3 separate regions of the Homo sapiens genome follow, and regions 1 and 2 are each linked to region 3. A link is a contact called in ENCODE Hi-C or POLR2A ChIA-PET data. All regions are on one chromosome and are shown on one strand. Each heading gives the region's core, a stretch centred on a gene start or an enhancer-like site at or near the end of the contact. The rest is flanking DNA. Distances are from core to core; before and after follow the strand shown.

What was found. Hi-C counts contacts between places; a loop is a spot of excess contacts on that map. ChIA-PET counts read pairs that join two places held with the same protein, here RNA polymerase II (POLR2A). Pooled maps may share reads with other maps.
Region 1: a loop to region 3 is called in a pooled map, with 1.8 times the contacts of the local background. The contact joins the enhancer-like site here to the promoter of LINC01871 in region 3. A Hi-C loop is called at or near these places in 1 of 168 maps with a recorded cell type or tissue (GM12878) and 8 of 50 pooled maps. POLR2A ChIA-PET finds 5 or more read pairs at or near these places in 2 of 52 experiments (OCI-LY7 and activated naive CD4-positive, alpha-beta T cell).
Region 2: a map of GM12878 shows a loop between it and region 3 (2.4-fold over the local background). The contact joins the enhancer-like site here to the promoter of LINC01871 in region 3. A Hi-C loop is called at or near these places in 2 of 168 maps with a recorded cell type or tissue (Calu3 and GM12878), 1 of 37 single-sample maps with no recorded cell type and 10 of 50 pooled maps. POLR2A ChIA-PET finds 5 or more read pairs at or near these places in 3 of 52 experiments (activated CD4-positive, alpha-beta memory T cell and activated T-cell).

The regions. Positions count from the first base shown.
Region 1 is chr2:7,623,247-7,626,758 of GRCh38, reverse strand. No RefSeq gene overlaps it. Among named protein-coding and RNA genes, the nearest start is that of LINC01871, 100 kb to the left of the region's middle. Within about 2 kb of position 1,323, at least 3 of the 41 ENCODE cell types and tissues checked have a DNase peak (open chromatin) inside an H3K27ac peak, as active enhancers do; they include GM12878 and OCI-LY7, where a contact is called at or near this core.
Region 2 is chr2:7,824,404-7,827,590 of GRCh38, reverse strand. It overlaps LOC105373408 (a long non-coding RNA gene), which reads left to right. Exons shown (of 4, transcript XR_922750.1): 3 at 2,967-3,103. Among named protein-coding and RNA genes, the nearest start is that of LINC01871, 100 kb to the right of the region's middle. Within about 2 kb of position 1,795, at least 5 of the 41 ENCODE cell types and tissues checked have a DNase peak (open chromatin) inside an H3K27ac peak, as active enhancers do; they include GM12878, where a contact is called at or near this core.
Region 3 is chr2:7,723,970-7,727,181 of GRCh38, reverse strand. It overlaps LINC01871 (long intergenic non-protein coding RNA 1871), which reads right to left and starts at 1,403. Exons shown (of 2, transcript NR_183384.1): 1 at 1,329-1,403.

The DNA.
Region 1 (3,512 bases), core at 74-2,573, 100 kb after region 3:
TATGAGAATGAGTGTGATGGAGAGAGGACTCTAGGACAACGTTCAAGTTTGAGGCCTGCAGAACTAGAAAGACAGAGTTGCCATTTACTGAGATGAAGAAAGAAGAGAGGAGTAGTTGGGAAGGACAATTGGGAGTTCAGCTTTGTACACATCAAGTTTGAGAAGCTTATTACATGCCCAAGAGAAACTTCCAGTAGGAAGTCGACGATGTGAATGGAATTCAGTAGTCGGGGGATGGGGTGGGGTCTGCTGATAAGCTTGGGAGGCATTGCATATAGGGTTTAATGCTGCAGCGTTTGAGGAGATCCCCAAGGTAGTGATGTTGATAAAAATGTGAAGAGATACAAAAGTGAAATTCTGGGCTCTCCTACCGGAAATGAGAAGGAACGAGCACAGGAGACAGAATTAGAGACCACAGCGCAGAGCAGCTAGAGATGAACAAGCAGATTGTGCTTGATGAGGCTGGAGTGCAACGTCTGGAGGGAGCAGAAGATGAAGCTAACAGAATAGATTGAGACCATCAGCAGAGCCTTGCATTCCTCTGCATCTCTAGGAAAATGGATTTTGTTGGAGGAAAAACAGTATGATGTTTTAAGCACAACAGGCTTTTTTTTCTGTCCTTACAGACTGATGAAAGAGACACAGATTTAAAACCCCAAAGTCATCTCGGGGGGTTTTCCCCACTGGGAGGCTTCCACGTGCCTTTTGAACCCTAGTTATGACAACTCCAAGGGTCCTACGGTACATCTAAAATACCTGCAATCATCAGCATGTAAGTGACTGGCCAAGGCAATGAACTGAAGTTTGGAGACTTGCTTCGCTCGAACTTGAGTTCCTGTAGGTCACCCCATTTGAAGGGCATATTATTGGGTACGGTATAGGGTGGAGTGGGGCTCCAGGGGCAAGTCTTTTGGTATCCAGTTTTCTATTCTCTCTTTAGGAACACAGGTAATTGATATCTCGAACTTCCAAGCTGAACAGCTAAGGTCTGGAGAAACAAGTTTGCTGAAAAGGACCAACGATTTAATTTTATTCATCCTGTATCAAATTTCTGCATCTCACAGTTTGGGCTCAACAGGAGGTGACACTGTTAACTGTTGCTCTTTTCACTTCCTTTTTTCCCCCTCACTGAACATAAACATATCATTACGCAGTTACACTCCACTATATTTAGAGTTGATTTTTAACTATCTATTAAATCAAACAGGGAAGCTCAACTGTTCTACCTGGAGCAGGAGAACTGGCTGGGGAGGTGGATTGATTCACTGAGGAGGGCAGAATGAGAGTGAAAGCTATTTTGCCAATGACGATGTGTACCCTGGAGCTCACATTCCTCTTTTTGGAGAGGCAAGCACCACTATAACTAGGGCAGGGCCAGCGTCCTGCCCACAGATGGCCCTGAAAACCTCTCATTCACCAATGATCTGGGCTTCAACTCCATCACATTATATAGATGGAAAGGACTTTACAGGTGTCCACAGTCTCTATTCTAAGCAGTTCACTCCTCGAAAACATGATCTAAAGGATCTCAAGATCCCAGGGACATGACACGCTCAGCAAAGTGACAAGTTTTGCTTGCTCAACAAGCATGGAGAGTACTGCCTCCTGTACCTCCTTCTTGGAGCCTTGCAGCTTATATCAGCATCCAGGCAGTAAGGCGCTCTACCATCGAGAACCCTTTCCACCATTGTCCATCCTGCTATTGTTCATTCCATTTCATTGTGGAATCTTCCAGTTTTGATCACACTTGTGAACACTGATAGAACCACCAATGAGAGAACATACTTTAGGAGACATTACTATAATTCAGACCAGTAGAGTAGTTTACAACATGCCAACTGGGCTTTATTTGTAGCCTATATCACAGCATTGTGTGTGAAAAGCTAGGACTATCTCCTCCATCTCATGATTTGAGAAACTGAGAAATGGAGAGTTTGGGTGGTGGCCAGATCAACACTGACAATGGTGGTGGAAGCTCTAAAGAAGAATGCAGCTCCTGTGATTCCCAGTGCAACCTGTTTTCTTTAGACAGAGAAGCAGAGGGGAGAAATGAGTAGAAGCAGGGATTGGAAATGGGCTGATGAGGCAGTGCTGGGAAGGGAGAGCTACTGTTGGGGACAGAATCACTGAGGGGAGAATAAGGACTGGGAAGGTGGGGGTTGAGGTTACCAAGTCACCAGCTGCCACTGTCTACACCTCAGATTCTTCCTTATACCCTTTTATCAAATTGAATTACAATATGAGTAACAGAACTATGGTCAAGTGGTCAGAATTCGTTCTCACTCCTCCAGTTAATATTTGCCATCTATATTATGGGATATTTTGCTGCTTACTAGCTAGACATTTTTTTATTTTAAATCTAATATTCTTTTTTTCTTCTCATCCTGTCATGAATTTCCCTCTTCTAGCCTCAAATTTCTGGCTGGACATGGTGGTTCACATCTGTTTTCCCAGTGCTTTGGGAGGCTGAGGCAGGAGGATCACTTGAGGCCAGAAGTTTGAGACCTATCTGGGCAACATAGTGAGATCTCATCTTTACAATAAAGTAAAATAAATAGCTGAGTGTGGTAGCAGGTGCCTGTAATTTTAGCTACTTGGGAGGCTGAGGTGGGAGGATGGCTTGTGCCCAGGAGTTCAAGGTTACAGTGAGCTATGATTGTGCCAATGTACTCCAGCCTGGGCAAGAGTGAGACCTTGTCTCTCTAAAATATATATATTTTTTATTTAAAAATTTTCACAGATGAAAGACACTATTACGTATTCAAAAAATACATTTAGTAAGTTTTTGCACTAAGCCTTGTATGAAATTGCCTAGTCTGCAATGGAACCATGTCGACTTGGTGAACTAGAAAGTCCTAGGATTCCAAATCCTTCCTGCTTTCTTAGTAACGAGAGAGCACAGCATCTTGTATGAGTGGAGAGGCACAGGGTACCCTGAAGAGTTTCTACAATATGCTAATGCCCTTGTCCTAGGTGGCATCATGACTGCGTATCAATGAAGCCATATCTCCATTTCCATTTGATGATTTGTGTGCCAAAGTTTGTACGGGTTTTACATAATGCATTTTCAAGACATAATGACTTTATTATATTATTCCACATATATTATTGAGTTTTTTGTGCTAGGTGCTGAGGATTTAAAATGAATTGTAGCTCCTCCCATTATGTTGCTCAGTTTCTCAGAGGAGCTCAAAGTCTAGCTCACTTCTAAGACTAAATAAAATAAATGTGTGCTTCAGTTAATACAGTATAAAATAATAGTTGATATAAAACATATATATGTTCTACCTTTAACAAATTACAGATAATCAATAAAACTTACCCCATACCTATTATATAACATAACCTTATGAGATATTTTGGAGAATTAATTCAAAGCATGGGTTCCAGTCTCAAGGTGCTTGCATTTGCATAGGGAGATGATTCATACATTTATAGAACCAAAACAAAAATTTAAAAAACTAAATTAAATAAAATAACAATAGATATGAAAAGTCACAGCAGACTAAAAT
Region 2 (3,187 bases), core at 546-3,045, 100 kb before region 3:
AAGCAGGTAAATAATTTGAACATACCAATAAACATGGAAGGCCTTAAAAAATTCAAAGAATTCACTTTAATGAGTGTCCTGAAACGAGACAGTTCTAAAATTATGTTTTTTCATGCATTTGTGTTTTAGGTAAATCTGGTGTTTCATAGTATATTCCATAGAATATGATGGCGAGTAGGGAAAGAAAAAGAAATTTTATTTTATTTAATTATGAAGATAGCATAACCCTTATACTAAAATCTGAAAAATAAATTATAGAAAAATTATAGATCATCTTAATTTGATATGCTAATATCTATAATGAAATTAAACAATAAGGTATAAATATCCGTAACGAAATTGAACAGTAGAATATATAAAATATTAAAACCAGAAAGGGCTTATAACTCAGGAATTAAATAATCCTTCTCTATTAATTAATGTATAGCTACTTCACAATATACATTTCAAGAAAGATAACATATATTTAAAAATATGGTAGGTGTTAAAAATACTTGCTAAATGTTCATTTCCGTTTAAAAATGTAGTGTTACATAGTAGAATGGTAGCCTTTCAAAACATATGCCCACATCCTATTCCCTGGAACCTGCAACCTTACTTGGAAACAGAATCTTTGCAGATGTAAACAACTTAAAGACCTCGAGATGAGATCATCTGTATTATTTGAGTGGGCCCTAAATCCAATGACAAGCATATTATAAGAGACACACAGACGAAAGGCAGGCACAATACTAGGAAGCAACTAACCAGAGAGGCAGAGATTGGAGTGATGCGGCCATAAGCCAAAGGCCAGCTGGAGCTGCCAGAAGCTGGAAGAGGCAAAGGAAGAAAGTATCTGTTGCTTTGGAGGCACTAAAAGGACACCTTGATTTTGGACTGCCGGCCTCTAGAATATGAAAGAACACATTTCTGTTATTTTAAACCACCAGTTGGTGGTAAGTTTTTACATCAGTCTCAGAAAACTAATTTAAAAACTTTAAAGTATTAATAGATGGATACTTATGTATTATGATGAAAAGTATCTATCTGCCAACGCTGGACTCTGTAAGTGCTTAAAATATAACTGCAACTTCTCCTGGATAGAGCAAAGGATTTGATTGCTAAATCTTTTGGACCAATCATGAGTTTATGACAGTGGACAAGTTTGCTTGTAGGTAAACCTCACTTTCTTCATCTCTAAAACGTGGTTAACAAAACACCATTCAGAGTAATTATTACAATTTGACATAATGCATTAAAAAGTTTACACAGTTCCCAGCACACAATAAGCACGTGATAAATATATTCCATACACACAGATACACAAAAGGACATGGTACCTGGGGCCACGCTGATTGACATCTGGCAGCTTCTAATTTCATTATGTGGTTCAGTAAGACAAGTGCTATTGTACAAAAGTAAAGCTAACAAGCTTAAACCAAAGTTTATTTTTTTCTTCATATGACTCAAAAAGAAATAACATCAAAGAAAAATCAGTTACAATTACAAAATGACTAAACTATAAGAAAAGTGTAAGGACCTTTTGTATCGGCTATGAATGAGAACATACTTTCCCAAAAGCTGTCTTTAAAAGCTGTGAACACCAGAGAAAAGCAGTGCCGCACACCCAGGTGCTCTCTGTGGGCGTGCTCTGCAGATGACTTGGGGTTAGGAAAGTGAGTTTCTAGAATTCTTGGCTTGTGCATCTGAGAGGTACTTTCCTCGGCTTGTTTGTTTTGCGTGAAGAGTTGCTAGGAATGATTCAGAATGTACATGTTTGTGTAGTGAAAGTCCTGGGGTTCTGGCATCCAGTGAGGGTCCTGGCCCCTGTACAAAGTCTTCTTTCTCATGTGGGAGCTGGCTGCTCCCCGGAAGTGGGTATAAAAGTCAGACAGCATTCCTCTCATTCCCAACCAAACAGGTCTCTCACAGAGAGGGAAATAAATGTCCCACTGGCCTGTGTGGGGGCGTTCCGGAAAAGGGCCTATTTCCATTCTCCAGGCACTTCTACAACTGCCCTGATGTCTGGAAGAGCCTTCGTGATTGGTGAAAATACAACTGATTTTCTAGTAGAAATATAGCTTCCCTCCAGAAGATCTATTCCACCTGAGCAAGAAGCTGGTTCTTTAGGCTGAGGATGGTATGGAGACTGTCTTAGTCTGTTTTGTGCTGCTATAACAAAATACCAGAGACTGAATAATTTGTAAATAACAGAAATGTATTCCTCACAGTTCTGGAGGCTGGGAAGTCGAAGACCAAGGTGCCAGCAGATTTGGTGTCTGGTCTGTTTCTAAGGTGGCACCTTGTTACTTCATCTTCCAGAAGATACAAAGGATGTGTCCTCACATGACAAGGCCAAGTGAGCTGAATACTGCTTGAAGTCTCTTCTATAAAGGCCTCAATTCCATTCTCAAGAGAGGGGCCCTCATAGCTTAATCACCTCTTAAAGGTCTCATCTCTTACTACCACCACATTGACCATTAAGATTCAACACCTGAAGTTTGGAGGGGACCCATTCCAACCCTAGCAGGGATTACCTCTCCTGTCCTTCCACTCATCAGTGAAAGGATGCCTCTGTCCCCCTCTCCTGTTTCTGGACCTATTAGATTTAAGGACATTTAGAAAGGGAGAAATGGCTGAGGAAGTTAAAAAAAAATGGTTTGATAAACTGTGGAATAAAAATAATCTCCATAGAACTTAATTGGTACTTTTTACTTGAGGGAAATCCATGTGGCCCCAGTTAGCATGATTATTTTTGGTCATGCTTGACATCTATGTTTGCAAGAATATTAATTTATTTGGCTGACAAGCCATGAAATGTCTATCTTTATGTTTCCCATTTGGTTATTCATCCTATGCATTAGGGAAAACACAAAGAAACCTAAAGACACCAGTAGGTGGTCCAAGTGGGGAGGCAAACACTGGCAACTGACACATCTTGCTATGTGTAAAAATCTATGCTCACGTCGCTCTGTTTTATTCCACAGGTTGTGCTATTAGAGATTAGAGGAGTTAATGTAGGTGCAGCTTCCTCACAGAAAATGCAAGACACACAAGGGCTGCTTTCAGCATTCTGCTTGATCGTGCACAGCTAGACGCAGAGCACTCAGGAGCACACAGGAGGGTAATAAAAATCACATCCACCATGCTTTCTGGTTTGCAAAAGCCCTTTGGGAATGTCATCTCATGTGCCTGAATGCAGTGCTCC
Region 3 (3,212 bases), core at 154-2,653:
AGGACTCTTGGGGACTGCTACGGGACAGCCAAGGTGGCTCAGGGGTGCTAGACAATGTGCATCTCAACATGCTTCACAAATGATTGCTTATGTTTAATAGTACATGCTCACGTGCATGCTATAATGGCTATCATTTTACACATCGTAGCTCACTCTGCACAAATAACTCTAAGAGATTTTTCCTCTTGTTTCAGAGACATAGAGAGATTAAGGAACATGCCCAAGTGCAATATGGTTAGGGAGTGGTGAAGCTAGGCTGCAAATCTGGCTCTTTTTGGCCCTGCACTTTAGGCTTTAATTCTGCCAAGCCAAAATGCCAACACAAACTGTCACACTCCATCTACCATCTTTTTTTTTTTTTTTTTTTCTGAGACAGAGTCTCGCTCTGTCCTCCAGGCTGGAGTGTGATCTTGGCTCAGTGTAACCTCTGCCTCCCGGGTTCAAGCAATTCTCCTGCCTCAGCCTCCCGAGTAGCTGGGATTACAGGTGCCCACCACCATGCCTGGCTAACTTTTATATTTTTAGTAGAGACAGGGTTTCACCATGTTGGTCAGGCTGGTCTCGAACTCCTGACCTCGGGTGATCCACCCACTTCGGCCTCCAAAGTGCTGGGATTACAGGCATCAGCCACTGTTCTTGGCCCCATTTATCACCTTAGCTCTGAGACCGGCCTCCAAGAGGGGTTCCCTGTGGAGTAAGATGTGCACATTCTACTTATTCTCTCTTCTAGGTCAAGTGAGAAAATGTACTTGAAATCACTTTGTAAGCTATAAGGTACTCTATAGAGAGTACCTTATATATATACATGTATAAATGTACACATATCTATACACATAAGTACAACTATATTGCTCACAATTCACAAGAAATGTGTGATTCATGTTAAATATTCAACATGTCGAATGTATTGGGGTTGTCTATCTTGATATAGATACTTGTTCACAAGCTATTAGTATGCCCTATTGACATTTCATACAAATAAACACAATACACACACACACACACACACACACCCATGTTGCTCTTCCCTCTTGGGAATGTTTGCTCAAGAGGCTGAGGCTGAAGTTGGCCTCCTGCTATGTCTGAGAGCAGCCCTTGCATAGGTGTGAGTGTGCACAGGAATTTATTTTCTAACCAAGGGAGAAATTGACAAAGTGAATAGAAAAACCACAAAAGCAGCTAAGTTAGATTTGGGTTCAAAAAAAGAATGCAGACAGAAAAGGAAGACTGTGAGGGGAGAGTTGATAGGTGGTTTAAGGAATGTCTGGCGAGAGGCAAGGAATAGAGTAAAGAAGAGAAAAAGTAATAAAAATAACTGCAACACTCACCTCTGAGAACAAATGACTGTAGTTGCTGCATGCTTAACGTCCCCATCTTATGAAGCACCACACATCAGCAGAAATGAGATACACAGCAGGGAGGTGTTAGAAATCTGGTTTTGCAGATGATTTTGTCAAATCACCTACAGCTTTGCTCAAACCAGTTCCAAAGGCTTTAACCACATGGTTTGCTTGTGTGCACCTATTTCCTGAGTTGCTCTAAATTGCATGACTTGGGGTGTAATGGCAATTCTTTGGGTTTTTGTGGCTCCATTTCTATGAGACACATGATTAGAAATCCTGTTTGCTTTTTGCTTGTCAAGCCTTAATCAGCTACCACGCTGGGCTTGTGTGAGGGCCCTGATAATCAGCCTGCTTTATGGAGAAGGCAGAGTGGAAACAGGACAGGAGACTTCCCATGGCACGGATACAGAAACGCAGCTTTCTTCGGGTTCTCCTTAAACTCGGAAAGTATCTCTTGTCTGAAAAATTTAAGTCACAATCTCTAATTAATTAGCTAACTAGCTCCCCCTCTTGAAACGTCTTTCAGATAAAAACTGCATAATGCTGCAAAGCAATGGCCTAAAATCAGACTAATCTACGTCTACGGCAGTCCTTAGGATCCATTGTGTCAGAAAAATACATAGAAATGTCTTAAAATCTGCCCAAACACAAAAACTGTAACTGTGCTATTACTTTCGTTGGGTTTATACCTTTCAAATCATCTTTTTTCCTTAAAGGTATTTTGACACAGCTTAAAAAAGAAAGGCACCAAAAGCCTTAGCCTGTACAGCGAGCTATAAAATTGCTGCGAGCTTAAACAGTCAAGGTAGGAAAAATGGCAAAAGTTATGTCCCCAACAAATAAGCTTGTGCTTTTGTCATAAATGAAGACTCTTAAAATGTGATGCCACCCCATGACTTATTTTGTATTATCTTATTTTTGTTTTGCTCCAGTCATTCTCTCCCTTTATCTTACATCAAAAACAAGAAAAGTTTTGCCTATGTCTACAACTTAAGTGAGGAACCTATTATGTGATTATGATATAAAATTCAGAGCCAGTGATAGGCCGTCGTGTGGTGTAAACATTTCAGAGGATAAGAATAATAGCAAAGAACTAAATTGAAATGTAATCCGTGCTGAGATACTGTAACAAAGTCTCGTAATCTCTTTAAGCCAGCTGTTCTCAACTTTGGCTGCCTATTTGAATCTTGCAGAGATCTTAAATCCTTCTTGATGCCTGGGTCTCACCCTCCAGGGATTCCGATTTCATTTGTCTAGGTTGTGACCTAGTGTCATGGGTTTTAACAGCTCCCCAGGTGATTCAAATATGTGGCCACGATTGAGAGCCCTCTTGTCAGCTGACTGTACTGTATACACGGATCTCTGACAGTAAAGGTCATCACCTGGTTCCCTGATTTGTTCTGGTCTTATTTGTGTGCCAATGGCTCTTTCTTGGACTTCAGAGTTTTATCTGCACAGATGATTCTGATACTGCTTCTGGGACTGCTGACCCAGTGTGGGCACTTGGTCATGACAGCTTTTTGACCCTATGCTGGTCTACAGGTGGCTAGGGCCCCTGTAACAAAGTATGAAGACTGGGTGGCTAAACAGTAGAAATGTATTGTCTCATAGTTCTGGAGGCTGGAAGCCCGAGATCGAAATGTCTGCGGAGTTGGTTCCCTCTGTGGCCTCTCTCTTGCTTGCAGGCAGTTCCTTTGCCCTGTTTCCCTACATGGTCTTCCCCCTGGCGTGTCTGTGTTCTAATCTCCTTTTATAAACACACAGGTGAGATTGGATTAGGCCCACCCATATGACCAAATTTTAATTCAGCAACCTCTTTGAAGGCCCTGTCTCCACAGGCACATTTTGAGATATTGGATGTTAGGGTTT